2 separate regions of the Mus musculus genome follow, and region 1 is linked to region 2. A link is a loop called in an ENCODE intact Hi-C map of the cell type or tissue named here. Cell type or tissue: left cerebral cortex. All regions are shown on one strand. Links, peaks and the distances in the headings refer to the core of each region. The heading gives the core; the rest is flanking DNA. Region 1 overlaps Fra10ac1 (FRA10AC1 homolog (human)). Region 2 holds the start of Gm9886 (a long non-coding RNA gene).

What was found. A loop is a pair of places that touch in the nucleus more often than their neighbours do. Peaks named below come from ENCODE experiments on the same cell type or tissue, not always from the same donor. Only the 100,000 strongest peaks of a DNase experiment are listed, where the experiment ranks them.
Region 1: a loop joins it to region 2, with 3 times the contacts of the local background. A loop is called at or near these places in 2 of 42 quality-filtered maps.

Annotation. Positions count from the first base shown.
Region 1 is chr19:38,202,963-38,210,265 of GRCm38, forward strand. Fra10ac1 (FRA10AC1 homolog (human)) reads right to left here. Exons shown (of 14, transcript NM_001081075.2): 8 at 4,301-4,346; 9 at 1,734-1,847. Among named protein-coding and RNA genes, the nearest start is that of Fra10ac1, 18 kb to the right of the region's middle. In left cerebral cortex, for the core only: a CTCF peak has its summit at 3,924 (motif pointing right); a DNase peak (open chromatin) is centred at 3,911.
Region 2 is chr19:38,326,574-38,333,876 of GRCm38, forward strand. Gm9886 (a long non-coding RNA gene) reads right to left here and starts at 718. Exons shown (of 5, transcript XR_003952846.1): 1 at 177-718. In left cerebral cortex, for the core only: a CTCF peak has its summit at 2,857 (motif pointing right); no DNase peak of the experiment used is centred there.

The sequences.
Region 1 (7,303 bases), core at 2,626-5,125, 120 kb before region 2:
CTGTTTCCTAATTACATGGTATTTACTTTGTGGCGAGGGGATGTGCATGCACCACAGTGAGTGCGATGAGTGTATGGAGGTCTGAGGACAGTTTACATGGTCTGTTGTCTCCTTCCACATTGTGGGCTCCAGGGAATAAATTCAAGATGTCAAGCTTGGTAGCAGGTACCTCACCCACTGAACCATGTCACTAGCTCATCTCTATACTTTTAAACAACACTGACTGGTGCTAGGGCCATTAGTTGCCCATTAGAAGCCAGAGGAGACAGCGCAATTGAAGATACCATATGCTTTGCTTGTGTGAGAGACAAAGGAAATGGAGCTGGAAGCTTCCTCTCTAGAGATTAGCTTTCACAGTGCCAGAAGGTACTGTGCAGGGGGTTCTGGGAGAGTTGTCATCAATGGTCTTGCTCAGCCACGAATCCTTCATGTTAGACAACCCATCTCCCAGACAAGATGTGCCTGCCCACTGGTGTGATAGTGGCATGACTGTTATGGGGTAACCAACTACTCTGGATGGTATTTAAGGCTCACTCTACAGGAGGAAGTCCACATGAAGTACTGGAAATCTTACTCCAAATCTGGTCACGGGCTTGTGGCTGGTCCTAGTATGGAAGCTATTGCTACTGCTTTCCTAAATAGTCTGGTGTGGTTGTCAAATAGTCTCCTAATTACCCAGAATGGTGCTAGGCTCAACTTTTTTGCAGTGAGAGACAATTATGAGTGCAGTTATTAGTGCAGAGACTCATAACTAGTCCAAGTGCTGAGAATAACTGGCTCAGCTCTTACTAGGGCACCTATATTAGAGCCTCCAAGGCTCAGGGAACATCTACAGTGAGAAAGCAGAAGAAAAAAAGAAAAAAGAAGACCCAGAGGTAGCACAGTGCGTCACATAACTCTGTCCTCTGAGCATGACATAACTACTACAGCCTTGAATTCTCAGCAGCTGTGATTACTTGTATAAAACCTTCAGACTATTAAATGCATGAACAGTCCATCATTGTGGAGTTGGGGGAGATTCGTGAGACTCTGTACTCCTGAAGATTTCTTCAGGTGTAGAGCAACTGGTAAGTGGGTCCTGTAAATAATCCCTCACCTCGTAAGTAACCCTAACTACACTTATTGGGTCACACACACACACACACACACACACACACAGACACACACAGACACACACATGAGGACTAATGAGGAAGAAAAAGGGGATCAGTGTATGAGGGGACAAGAGAGAGTAAATAGCATATGTGTACGTGTGTGTGTGTGTGTGTGTACATACATGAAAATGACATAGTGAAACTCATTATTAAGTAAAATTAATATTAAGTTAGTTACGTAAAAACTTTTTTAAAAGGATATTTTTCCAAAATCTTCACTCACTGTCAGAAAGAAAATGTATTTATTGCTGATAATTACGGCTACACAATCAGATGTGAGGTCTACACTGCCTTTCTGATACTCTGACTTAGACTCCTAATCTAGTGCCATCCTCAAGCTTGTAACAGATGACTCTACAAGTTACCAGCTGAAATCTGACATTAGAATTGTCTTATCAAAGCGCTTCCATAATGCTAAAGACTTTAGATTCAAATTTTATTTGAGGTTTGGGGAAACTACAGGGAAAAAGTATACTTTCAGGAAAATATACCAAATCTTTTAAAATTAAATAGTACATACATTTTTTTCAGTTCTAAATTCAAGGTAAATTTGGAAGAAATCCACTGAACACGTCTTACTTAATTTAACAAGTGCGTTTCTCTTTTCACCGTGCTCAGTGTAACCGAAGTTGACTTCCCAGCTCCTCAGGCCTTCTTTTTCATTACAACATTTATTTCCACAAAAAAACTGGCCTGCAAAAGAAAAGGACTGTCACCCACAGTACATGATAGGAGTCACCTACAAGAACCTATTACCTCTAAAATTTTCCTTTAAAAATTATAAAATAAATATAATAAATTCAATACAAAGTCAGCATGAAAAATGATGACCACAATAACTATAGCATGCATGTATTGAAATATGAAATCAGAGAGATGCTTTTTTCCTTCTACAGTGGGGACTGAACCCAGGACCTCGTGCATGCAAAGTGTTTGTTTTACCATTAAGTCTTAAAACAAACAAACAAAAACACTATTATTATTTCTTGCTTGCTTGCCACATTGCCTAAGCTGGCCTAGAACTTGTTCTAAAGGTCAGGACTGAATTGCAAACATCCCCAGGGTAGCTGGGACCATGAGACTGTGCCACCGGACCAAGCTAAAGAGCTGAACTCTTAAAACAAAAGCTGGCACACAATTCCTGTTGGTAAACTGTTTATTTAAGTAGAATTTTAGTGAGTCCATATTAGAGAATCTTACACTTTAGAAAGTGAAATAGTAAGTGTACTAACTAAAACCCTGAAAGAGATCATTTCCCAAAAGACATGCTCTTAGATGTCAGTCCTTTCAGTATTTAGCTAAATGTTAAATTAATGTTTTCAAATATATCATTTACATAAAATTCTATCTAAAAACTTCTAAGGACAAAAAAATGATTTGGACATAAGCACAACTCAAAACTATTTTGGCAGAAAAAGAGAAAGAGAAAATAAAAATGATTTATACAAAGAACAATTTCCACCACAATAATTTGCACCAAGAGTAACAAATAGAAACCATAAATTCTTTTTCATAAAATGCAAAAGACTGCCAAAATGAAACTCTAACATCAGCATCCAAAGGCTGATTTGTAACTCAGTCGTCTGCACCAGGATCTAGCATATGTGCCCCAGACTAACCTCAAGCTTATCATGTAGCAGAGGACGACTTGAACTTAAAACACACTTTCTGCATGCATGTATGTATGTATGTATGCATCTATCTATCTATTGTGTGTATACATACATGTCATGCCATGAAGTATGTAAGGAAGTCACAGAATTATTGTACAAGTTATCCCAAATGAAAAGCTAATTAATTAAGCATGTTTAGCATGTTTAGTAATGTCTGTTAAACAGCAAGCACAACACTGTTTTAACAGAGCAACAGCTTGTTCTCTGCTTCCCCACTAGTCCTATATTCATTTAAGAACTTAGAGAATGCCTGCCATTTTTTTTTTTTTTTTTTTTTTTGGTTTTTCGAGACAGGGTTTCTCTTTATAGCTCTGGCTGTCCTGGAACTCACTCTGTAGACCAGGCTGGCCTCGAACTCAGAAATCCGCCTGCCTCTGCCTCCCTGGGATTAAAGGCGTGCGCCACCACGGCCGGCAGCCTGCCATTTTTTTAAAAGCAGTTTTATATACTCTCCTAAAAATTTCACTTGACAAAATTAATACAGATATTTTTACTAGTGACATCTCAGATATCTCATAATTTTAGGTAAAGATACAAAATAAAACATGACCTTAAGAAAACTTTTGAATTGCCTTATTTTTTAAAATGTTTACTTAGCTGGGGGTGGGAGAGTAGGGGGATAGGGAGCTGGGGATGGTGGTGGCAGTGGTGCCCACCTTTAATCTCAACACTCAGGAAGCAGAGGTAGGAGGATCAAGTTCCTGCCCAGCCTCATTCACAGAGCAAGCTCCAGGACAGCCAGGGCTACACGGAAAAACCCTGTCTTGAAAAACAAAACCCAAAAAGTATATTTAATATTGTGTGTGCACGGCATGTGTGTGTGTGCTTGAGCACACACGCGTGCATGCATGTAGAGTTCAGAGGACAATTCTGTTGAGTGTGTTCTCTCCTTTAACTCTAGCTTGAGGGATTGAAATGAAGTTGCTAGGCTGGTGTGGCACCTGTCCTTAGCCACCAACCGCCTCACTGACCCAAAAGAGAGCTGCTTTAAATTCATCCCCTTTCCCTCCCCTCTACAGAGCCTTTATCAGTCACAGAAAACACCCCTGCCACTCATATCCGTGCACGTCAGGCGCGGTGCCGGGAGCGGTCAGAAGAGGGCTCCCGATCCCTGGAGCTGGAGTGCAACTCTATTGGGTTCACGAATGATATTTAACATCTTCAAAATAATGATTTTTGTTGGAATGCAGTACTATCAATATTTTGTTATAATTGATAATCAAGCACTTGTTCCTTGTTACTAAATCTTTAATTCTTAAAACATTGTCCACATATCCTCAAATATTCTAAGGACCAAATTCTAAAGAAGTCATGAAAGCATTAAATTCTGATCTTTGCTAACAACATATATATCAGAAATACATTTTTCCCAAACTTTATTTTTATAAGAAAAAATTCTCACCTGGTGATTTCAATTCTATATAACAAAGTAAACTGTGATCAATTAGAAAGTAAAAATTTTTAAAAAGTTACCTTTTCCTGAAATTACTTCTTTTTCTATTCGCCACCTAAATCCAAACTGGTTAAAAAAAAAAAAAAAGTACATTTATATAAAATAAATGTAAATTCAAATTTTAAATTAATATATGTACAAATCTAAACACAAAGCCAAGGTTGGTGACGTTTTCAGCCTGAAAAATAAACTTAACTATCAGTGTGATGGCTTTTTCTCTTTTTACAGAACTTAAGGATATCTCCTGACAATTACCAACTTCTGTTAAAAATGACTTTTAAAATACCTAAAATCTACAGGAGTTGAGGCAGGATAACATCTGCATATAACATCTATGCACAGTATACAGTATTAACAAGAACAGGATAACATCTGCATATAACATCTATGCGTAGTATACAGTATTAACAAGAACAGGATAACATCTGTATATAACATCTATGCGTTGTATACAGTATTAACAAGAACAGGATAACATCTGTATATAACATCTATGCGTAGTATACAGTATTAACAAGAACAGGATAACATCTGCATATAACATCTATGCGTAGTATACAGTATTAACAAGAACAGGATAACATCTGCATATAACATCTATGCGTAGTATACAGTATTAACAAGAACAGGATAACATCTGCATATAACATCTATGCGTAGTATACAGTATTAACAAGAACAGGATAACATCTGTATATAACATCTATGCGTAGTATACAGATTAACAAGAACAGGATAACATCTGCATATAACATCTATGCGTAGTATACAGTATTAACAAGAACAGGATAACATCTGCGTATAACATCTATGCATAGTATACAGTATTAACAAGAACAGGATAACATCTGCGTATAACATCTATGCATAGTATACAGTATTAACAAGAACAGGATAACATCTGCATATAACATCTATGCGTAGTATACAGATTAACAAGAACAGGATAACATCTGCATATAACATCTATGCGTAGTATACAGATTAACAAGAACAGGATAACATCTGCATATAACATCTATGCGTAGTATACAGTATTAACAAGAACAGGGGCTGTGGTTATGGCCAAGGGTATTACTTCAATATCTTAACCCTGAGACTCAGTGTACTACGAGAGAATTCAGAAGGCTGGAGAGATGGCTCGGTATGTAAGAGCACTGGCTGCTACTGCAGACGACCAGGCTTAAGTCTCAGCCCCTATGTGGTGGCTCACAACTACCTACAACTCTAGCTCAGAGGAGCTGACATCTTCCTTCCTCCACAGGCACTGCACACATGTGGTACACAGATAGACATGCAGGCAAAACAGCCATACACATTTTTTAAAGGGGAAAAATATAAATAATTCAGATAAAACATTCAATTTCTTATTAATATTCAAGTTTTAAATCATCCATTTCTTAATTTTTCAAATTTATATCTTAAATTCATACAAAAATTCAAAAAAATGTCAAAACATTCTAGTTAAAATGCAAATAAAAATAAAATTCCCCATGTCTATGGGGGGGAGTAGAATAAATAAGTATCAAAAAAAGGAAGTAAAAATTTTAAAGTGACTCCCTTTCATTTTATGCTTTAGTGTATATCTGTGTCTAGAGATTACATGCCATCCCACATTGTCTTGCAGTGTCTACTGAAGCACAAAGTCAACTGTATTACTAGCAAGAGTTTTCCAAGCCTTTTCTTTCATTCATTCATCTATTTAAGGAACTACTTATTGGACTTGTATTTCAGGACTGGAGAAATGGCTCAGCTGTTAAAGAGCGCTTAGTGCTGCTGCAGAAGACCAGGGTTTGACTGCCAATATGCATAGAGTGCATCACAACCATCTATTCCTCCAGTACGGGGGCATCTGACACCTTCTTCTGGTCCCCACAGGCACAATACACCCATGCAGTACACATACATGTGCAGGCAAACATTGATATACATAAAACAAAAATAAATAAAGCTTTACAGGGCACTATCCATCACGAGGAAAGTTATAATCTTATGGGGAGTAAGAGACTACACTGTCCCACTTTGTAACCTCTGTCTCCTTATATCCTTTCCCAACCCCAGTTCTTCTCATGGGATCCAGGCTGCAGTTACTCAGGGCTTGGTCCTGAATCCTGCTTCCTGCAACACAGATCTACTGGGACTTTCTGTAAAAGAAAAATAGCTTTTGGCTCATTTAAAGCAGTGTTTTTCCTTTTTTCTTATCCCACTTCTCCTTTCCTAGTGGCTCAATAGAACTCAAATACAGCCTCAAACATGAAAAGTTTTCAAAGAAAGGAACAGGAACACAGAGCAAAGGAAGAGTCACTAGACGTGCCTTAAGGCTCTGCTATGTACAGTAGGCACTGATTAACTAATTAATTAAGACCTGCTTAATTAAAGTGAATAAAGTACTATCTGTGTAAATGAAGCTAAGAGAAAAACGCATCCTAACTCTGGAAGCATGATGTAAGCTAAACTTTTTCCAACATGTCAAACATGGTATGCTAGAACACAGAGCTATTACATGTTCCAAACATAGCCCCTCCAAACTTCCTGTTCTCTCATTTCCACACTCAAACCCAAGTCATGTTTCGTTTCTTATTATCACCTATCTTCTTTTCACATGCAGTTACCATGTTCTAACAAAACATAACATCTATCAAAATTACTCTTCTTAAGATAGTCACCACTTCTGCTCAGAGGGACCCTCCTGGAGCCCTCAGGACACAAGAACTGAGGAGCAGCCAGGGACAGGATCCTTCCAGTTTCTGTCTGTGCCAGGAGCTGATCCTGTGCCACAGTGCTCCATACCCAAATACTGCCAGGAGAGAGCTGGTCTCCCAGGAGTGCCGACACACCTATGATTACAGGTAAGACCACCATTTCTGTTCAAATTTCTGGCCCAAGAGAGACCCACCCATAGCCATCAATCAGGACACCATGGAGTAGCCGGGACAGGATCCTTCTGGTTTCTGAATGTACCCCAGAGCCAACCCTGTACCACAGCTCTCCATACCTAAATTCCTCCAGGAAAGAACTGGTCT
Region 2 (7,303 bases), core at 1,776-4,275:
TAGTGTCCTGGTTTAATTTCCCAAAATTAAAAGATAAAGTAGTTAAGAACAGTTTTCTTTCTGTCATTATGCACTCTTTGGAAATCATTATTTTGCAGTTGCTAATTATTTCTCGGCTGTTAGAAAATGTATTCTATCCAGATCTTTATAACAAAATGTAAAACTCCCATAAATACCTTTGTTGCGAACCTTCTATTTCTGCTACTTGGTTTCCTCAAGTGAGACTTCTGGAAACAGTGTCTGGCCCCTGGGGCATGTTTTCCAGTTCAGATAAATATTGTCATCCTTATATTTTCAAAGGCCTGCAGCATTCAGGTCACATGAATCCACACTTCTCTTCCTCTGTCCTTTGAGTTATTCAGGATGAGAAACAGGATATCTATATATTTACATGCTTCTCACAAAACATGCAAGGAAAGTTTCAGTGGCTCAAGACAATGAAACTTAACATTCAACATTTTCCAATTCCACAGGGACAAATGGTGGGGTTGGAGTCCAGCAAGCCCCCTGGAGGAAGATTGGCCACACCTCCTGCCAATATGAACCCGCCTCACCAATACAGTGGGCAGACCAAAGAGCACCACAATGCAGGACACGCCTCCTTCTCAGCGCCAGTGTCCAGAGCTCAGTCGGCTGGGAGGAAAACTCTGTTCAGAGATTAGAGGGAGCTGACAATGCAAGTGGACAAAGGATGGATTATCAGGAGGAGGCTTTCTTTGAGCATGCTCAGAGGTGCTTCCTTGAAGAGATTAGAATGGGGGAAGGGGGAGGGGATTATTCACTCAGTGTGGAAAGGAAAGAAGAGAAGACCATCTTAAGCAACAAGTGGCTTTTTCGAGAACCCGTTGGATACACTGAAGTATGTGATAGTGCCTGTATACATATAGGTGTCAGGGGTCTTTTTCCTTTCCCAAGACCATCACTCCGCCAAGGTAGAAGGTACTAATGGCCACGTTGTTCTTCAAAAGTTCCTTTTACTCAGGCGGGTGTCCGGAGAGAAGTTCCAATAAGGTGCAGTATCTTTTTTTTTTTTTTTTTTTTTTTTTTTGGGTTTTCGAGACAGGGTTTCTCTGTATAGCCCTGGCTGTCCTGGAACTCACTTTGTAGACCAGGCTGACCTCGAACTCAGAAATCCACCTGCCTCTGCCTCCCAAGTGCTGGGATTAAAGGCGTGCGCCACCATGCCCGGCTAAGGTGCAGTATCATTAACTCTTGGATCACTTCAATTTGTCCTATACCAGCTCTGGGATTCCAAGTAGGTCCCCAAATGACCTATACCATGTGAGTTTTGAAAATTGGCACTCTGGAAACGAGGACCTCTGAAATGAGATGAGAATTCAGACAAAGGTTGAGTCTAGGGAGCTCATCAGACTGAGCCAGGGTGAGACAGAGGCCAAAGCAGCCCCAGCTTGAAAGTGCTTTACAATCTGGAGATAAGTGGGGGAAGTGTTAATCCCACTGTGACAAAATTTGAGTTCCATATCAGGGATTCCCTCAGCACGGTCATGAGTTAGTCAGAGGCTTATAAAGGCAAAACCCACAAGGCTCCGCGTACTTCCCACATTCATCCAATCAGGGGTAAGCATACATCCTGATGCTCCTTTCACCTACATGTGATCGATCACGTGATCCTGTGCAGTTGGGGCAACCAAGCTGGTTTCTTATCTTACATAAGCAACAGCTCCCAGCATTCAGGACGTTATCTGTCCTTGGGCAAGTGCGGCTTACAAGTAAGAGGCATTTCTGCTTTATAGATATCTGTTTTTTGTTTTTCTTTAAAGATTTATTTATTTTATGAATGTGAATATACTGTCTCTGTCATCATACACACCAGAAGAGGGTATCGGATCCCATTACAGATGGTTGTGAGCCACCGTGTGGTTGCTGGGAATTGAACTTAGTACCTCTGGAAGAGCAACCAGTGCTCTTAACCGCCAAGCCATCTCTCCAGTGCCCTTTTATAGATATCTTAAGCACAGCAATTTAAACTTTAAATGTAACTCTAGCCACCACAGAAGTCTCCTAAGAGGGGCTGGTGAGATGGCTCAGCGCTTAAGAGCGCAGACTGCTCTTCCAAAGGTCCTGAGTTCAAATCCTAGCAACCACATATGGTGGCTCACAACCATCCATAACGAAATCTGATGCCATCTTCTGGAGTGTCGGAAGACAGCTACAGTGTACTTACATATAAAAAATAAATAAATTAATTAATTAAAACAAAAAAGAAGTCTCCTAAGAAGGTTTAAAAAAAAACACACACACACAAGCAGGTATGGTGGCCTGTAATCCTAGCACTTGGGAGGCCACTCTCCCAAAGGTTACATAACAAAGACCCTGTTCTGAAAAACAAAATGTCATAGTAACTAATAAGTAGTACATCTCAATACATCTACTTATGTGTGGGAGGTTGCTCATCCCGCTCATACATACAACAGCTGTTCTACATCTGGAAGACCCTCGAATGGTCTGTGAGATTAATCTGTTTAAAATCTTCAAGAAAACAAAACAAAAAAAGGAAAAACCCCTATATGATAACATCTATAAAAACATGGGTAGGAGAATTTAAGACTGGGATTTGGTAAAATAAATAAAAATACACAGAAGGGCCAGCAAGATGGCTCAGGGGGTAAAAGTGTTTGATGCCAAGCCTGACCAACCTGAGTTCTACCCAGGACCCCACATGGTGGAAAGAGAGAATCTACTCCCACCGGGTGTCTTCTGCCCTGCCAACAAGTGTCATGGCGTGACTTAGTCATGGCAAGCGTGCACACAACATTAAAGTGATCTCCCCTTAAATATAAATGAGAGGGGGAAAGCCTTCTCCTGGGAACTGTACTTCACTACACTGACAGAAGAGGGTGACCTTGAGCTGGCAATGGTAAGCTGTCCTTCACCCATGAAGGTCAGCAGCTAAAATGCTCCCCTGGTTCTCTGGAATGTCCCCCTGGGGTATTTAAACCCATCATCTAAAGCAGAAAGGCAGCATGTTCATGCACTGAAGGACTCAATACTGTCGAAATGGCAATTCTCTCCAAATTAAACCATCGAGACTTGATTCATCCCCTTTCAAAAATCAGCAAGGCTCACTACAGTAGTTAGTGATCTACTGCCAAACTGTTCATAGAAATACAAGGAGCTAGACCAGTGGTTCTCAGCTTTCCTAATACTGTGACCCTTTAATACAATTCCTCATCTTGCAGTGACTCCCAACCATAAGAGTATGATTTCATTGCTACTTCATAACTGTAATTTTGCCACTGTTATGAATTGTAATGTAAATATCTGCTGTGCAGAGTATCTGATTTGAGACCCTGGTTGAGTACTAGAAGAACTGAGAGCATTTTGAAGAACAATGGAGGATTGTCATCACTTGATATCTAGAGTCACTGTCTGATGAACAGTACCCATGATGGAATGATACTGCATAATGAATGATGGCTGGAACAAGGACAATTGACCCACACATGTATTAGTTTACTTTTGTCGAGCTACAAGGTAGCTGAATAGTCTTTTAAGCAAAAGGTAACATTCAACCAAACCATCAACTGGCAAAGACGTTTGTTTAGGACCAAAAGACTCAAAGATAAATTGCCAAGGGTGGTGACGCATGCCTTTAATCCCAGCACTCGGGAGGCAGAGGCAGGTGGATTTCTGAGTTCGAGACCAGCCTGGTCTACAAAGTGAGTTCCAGGACAGCCAGGGCTATACAGAGAAATGCTGTCTTGAAAAACAAAAACAAAACAAAACAAAAAAACCACAAAAAAACAAAACAAAACAAAAGATAAATAAATTAGCAGGGTGTGGTGGCCTATGTCTCTAGTCTCAGCACTCAGTAAGCAGAGGAAGATGGATCTCTGTGGTTTTGAGGCCCAGCCAGGTCTACAGAAGGAATTCTAGGACATCCAGGGCTATGTAGAGAGACCCTGTCTCAAAAAAGAAAGAAAGGGGAAAAAAAGCCAAAAGAGCGAGCTCTCAAATGTTCAATTGCTATAAAAGAAGTCTCTAGCTCTTCCCCTACATTCTTGGCAGACAGAGCCTTGTCACCATCACAGGGTAGGGACTCCAAGCCAAATCAGTAGGGGCCAACCATTCTACCTTTATGGTGGGGTAGCTTAAGGCCATTCAGCTGACTTTGTCTCAAGTCAGAGCAAAGACCACAAGACCTCTCCAAGCAATCTGTCTTAAAATAGGCAGAAACTTTCCATTCTTCTTTTTTTTTTTAAGATTTATTTATTATTATAGATAAGTACACTGTAGCTGTCTTCAGACACACCAGAAGAGGGCATCAGATCTCATTACAGGTGTTTGTGAGCCACCATGTGGTTGCTGGGATTTGAACTCAGGACCTTTGGAAGAGCAGTCAGTGCTCTTAACCACTGATCCATCTCTCCAGCCCCTAAACTTTCCATTCTTTAGCATTCTTTATCTATCAAGACTTTTAGAGGCACTTCTATGGGACACAGCTAACTACATCTGACATCTATTTAAACTTTGTATATCTTGCTACCAACTAGGTTCTCCTATTCTGTCACACTTATCCAGGATTCAAAGCCTTGTTCTCTTCCTCCTGAGTCCCAAGATTATAGGTGTGAGCTGCCATACTCAGCTGCAACCCCTTGAAACTTTATTGCCAAAAAAAAAAAAAAAAAAGTCTGTATGAGAAGGGCTGTCTCTCCTCTAACTCTGCATCATGCAGTATATTGTTGGGTCCACAACTTTCAATGGATTCTCTCCCTCTTTCTGCACTGTAATAAGGCACCAGCATTCAGGAAGCCCAACAGTGGGCCAGCAAAGGTGTCCATGTGTGCACTTGTTTATTCCCTCACTGTGTTTTGCTCTTAAATGTTTTAAACAGATTCCCCTCACCCCTCTTAGAAACCCCGGAGATGCTATGATAAACGGTTTCTGAAAATCTTGCTGGCCTAGCTGGGGCTGTTAACCTTTGAAGTTGCTATGGGAACCAGTCCTTTTTTTTTTTTTTTTTTAATAAATTATTGACGTAGAGGAGAGAGAAACTGGAATGCCTATCTCAAAGAAAAGCATGGATTGAAAAGTTTAAGAGAATATGAACAGCTTCTTCTTCTTCACTCAAATTATACAACAGGTTTCTTAGAAATCCTCTCCTGCGGGAAGTAAGAGTACTTATGATCATCAATTAGCATTTGTGAATGAATAAATAAATGAATGAATGAATGAATGAGTGAATGAATAGGAAATAGGAGGCAAGGTAATCCTGAGACAGTTATAGGCAAACTGTCCTGCACATCTTAGGTATAATTGAATCTGGCACCCCCATGATTAGCTAGAAATTTTTGCTTCTCTTCTACCTTATTTATTTATTTATTTATTTATTCCGCTCTGGAGGCTTCCCTGTGAGTCACTCATTCACTCTCAGAATTCTTCTTTTCCGGGCTGTGCTGTGGGGGGGTGACAATGTCGGTATCTACAAAAAAATACCCATTGTGAACCAGCTCAGGAAAGCCCTGTGGCGGTACATCATTGTAGGCCAGAGGCTTCCTGCCAAATCAGTGTAGCCACCATATCCAGGTATTTACCGTTCCCTCTCAAGCAGAAAATACAATTGCATGCATTTTTAATGTCTAGAACCCACACTGTCTCCATTTCTAGATCTCAGAGTTAGAGTACACACCGAGATCCACTGCCTTCAAGGAAAATGGATCCCCTTCCAGGAAGGACTTATCTGGCTGCTGGGAATCTCATCAGCAGAGTCCCTTCAGCTGGTGCCACAGTGGCCCTCAGCCACAGAGGACTGCATCCCAAGTGGCAGTTTATACACAGTGCTAGATTGGAGCTGAATACAGAGTCTGGGTTACATCAGCCCCACTGTTAGAGCAGCTTTGAGTTTTTTCTGGCAGGCACCTATGATTGGCTGGGGCTCCTGGGACCAGAAATAAATTTCTTTCTCCAGCGTTTGACATGTGTACATCTCAAGAGTACCTCCCACGCAACCTTCAGCTCCATCTCAAGCTTGGCTTGCCTCACATACAATGTCTCCTGTCTTGTGCCAGAAAAGATAGAGAAAGCCCAGCTAAATGTGAATTTCAGATAACACATAATTTTGGTGTAATCATGGCTAGTACTTCTTATGACTCTAAGGTGTTTGGCTTAAGCAAATGTTTGATTCGATGAATGAAGTTTTTAGGGTCTCAAAATAGAGCTTGTTATAAGAAGGGAGAGGTGTTCCTCCCTCCCCAATAATAAGCATCTTTCAAAATGTCCACCGATCAGTAGCACACCAGTACCCCAATTTAACTAAGGATGCTTGTTAGAGATGTAGATTTCTGACAGTTGTTAGATTCACTGAACAAGAGTCTCTAGGGATCCTCCCAGAGATCTGTATTGTATTAGGACCCCTAGGTAGATCTGCCCTGTGGAGTCAGAGAACCTTTTACACAAAACTGTAGTTTGCACTAAAGGCCAGTTTGCTCTGCAGGGGCAGTGAGGAGCCTCTGGAGGAACTGGGTCTGAATCAACTGCAGTCCTGCAGCGTGGCTCTGGGGGGTGACCATTCTATAACAATAGAGTCTACAGCGCATACAAGCATGAATCCTCTGAGAAAAAGCTCCTCTCTCCAGAATATACACAGACCCTTGTGGATCACGAAATATGTTTGAAAAGCCCCTGATCATACAAGGTGATCTAGAGGTGGCACAGAACCTTCTGATTTGACACAGAGAGAAGAGCAAAGCAGTTTCTATCAAACATAAATCAGGTAGTAAGAAATGTTTCTAACTATTGCTTTTTTAAAAACCCTTTAACAGGCTGGAGAGATGACTCAGTGGTTAAGAGCACTGACTGCTCTTCCAGAGGTCATGAGTTCAATTCCCAGCAACCACGTGGTGGCTCACAGCCATCTATAATGGGATCAGTTGCCCTCTTCTGGTGTGTCTGAAGACAGTTATAGTGTACTCATATACATAAAATAAATAAATCCTTTAAAAACAAAACAGAACAAAGCATGTAATTCCAGTACTGGAAGACAGAGGCAAGTGGATCCTGTGAGTCTGAGCCTTGTTTACACTGGGCGTTTGAAAACCAGCCAGAGCTACACAATAAGACAAAGCTAGAACAAAAGTGTAAGTAAAGCATCCCATAATATTTGGTTGATGGAGAATTTTAAGTGGGAAGAAACTAAATTGTATTAACAGTAGTTAAATTGTTGCAATTGTATAAACAGTAGAAACTCAGGTTCAATTAAATGTAAAGAGAATAAAAAAAAAAGAATTTAAAAATTTAAATAGTTTCCACACATCAAAAAATGGAGCCTGCCCTCCAGTTTCCA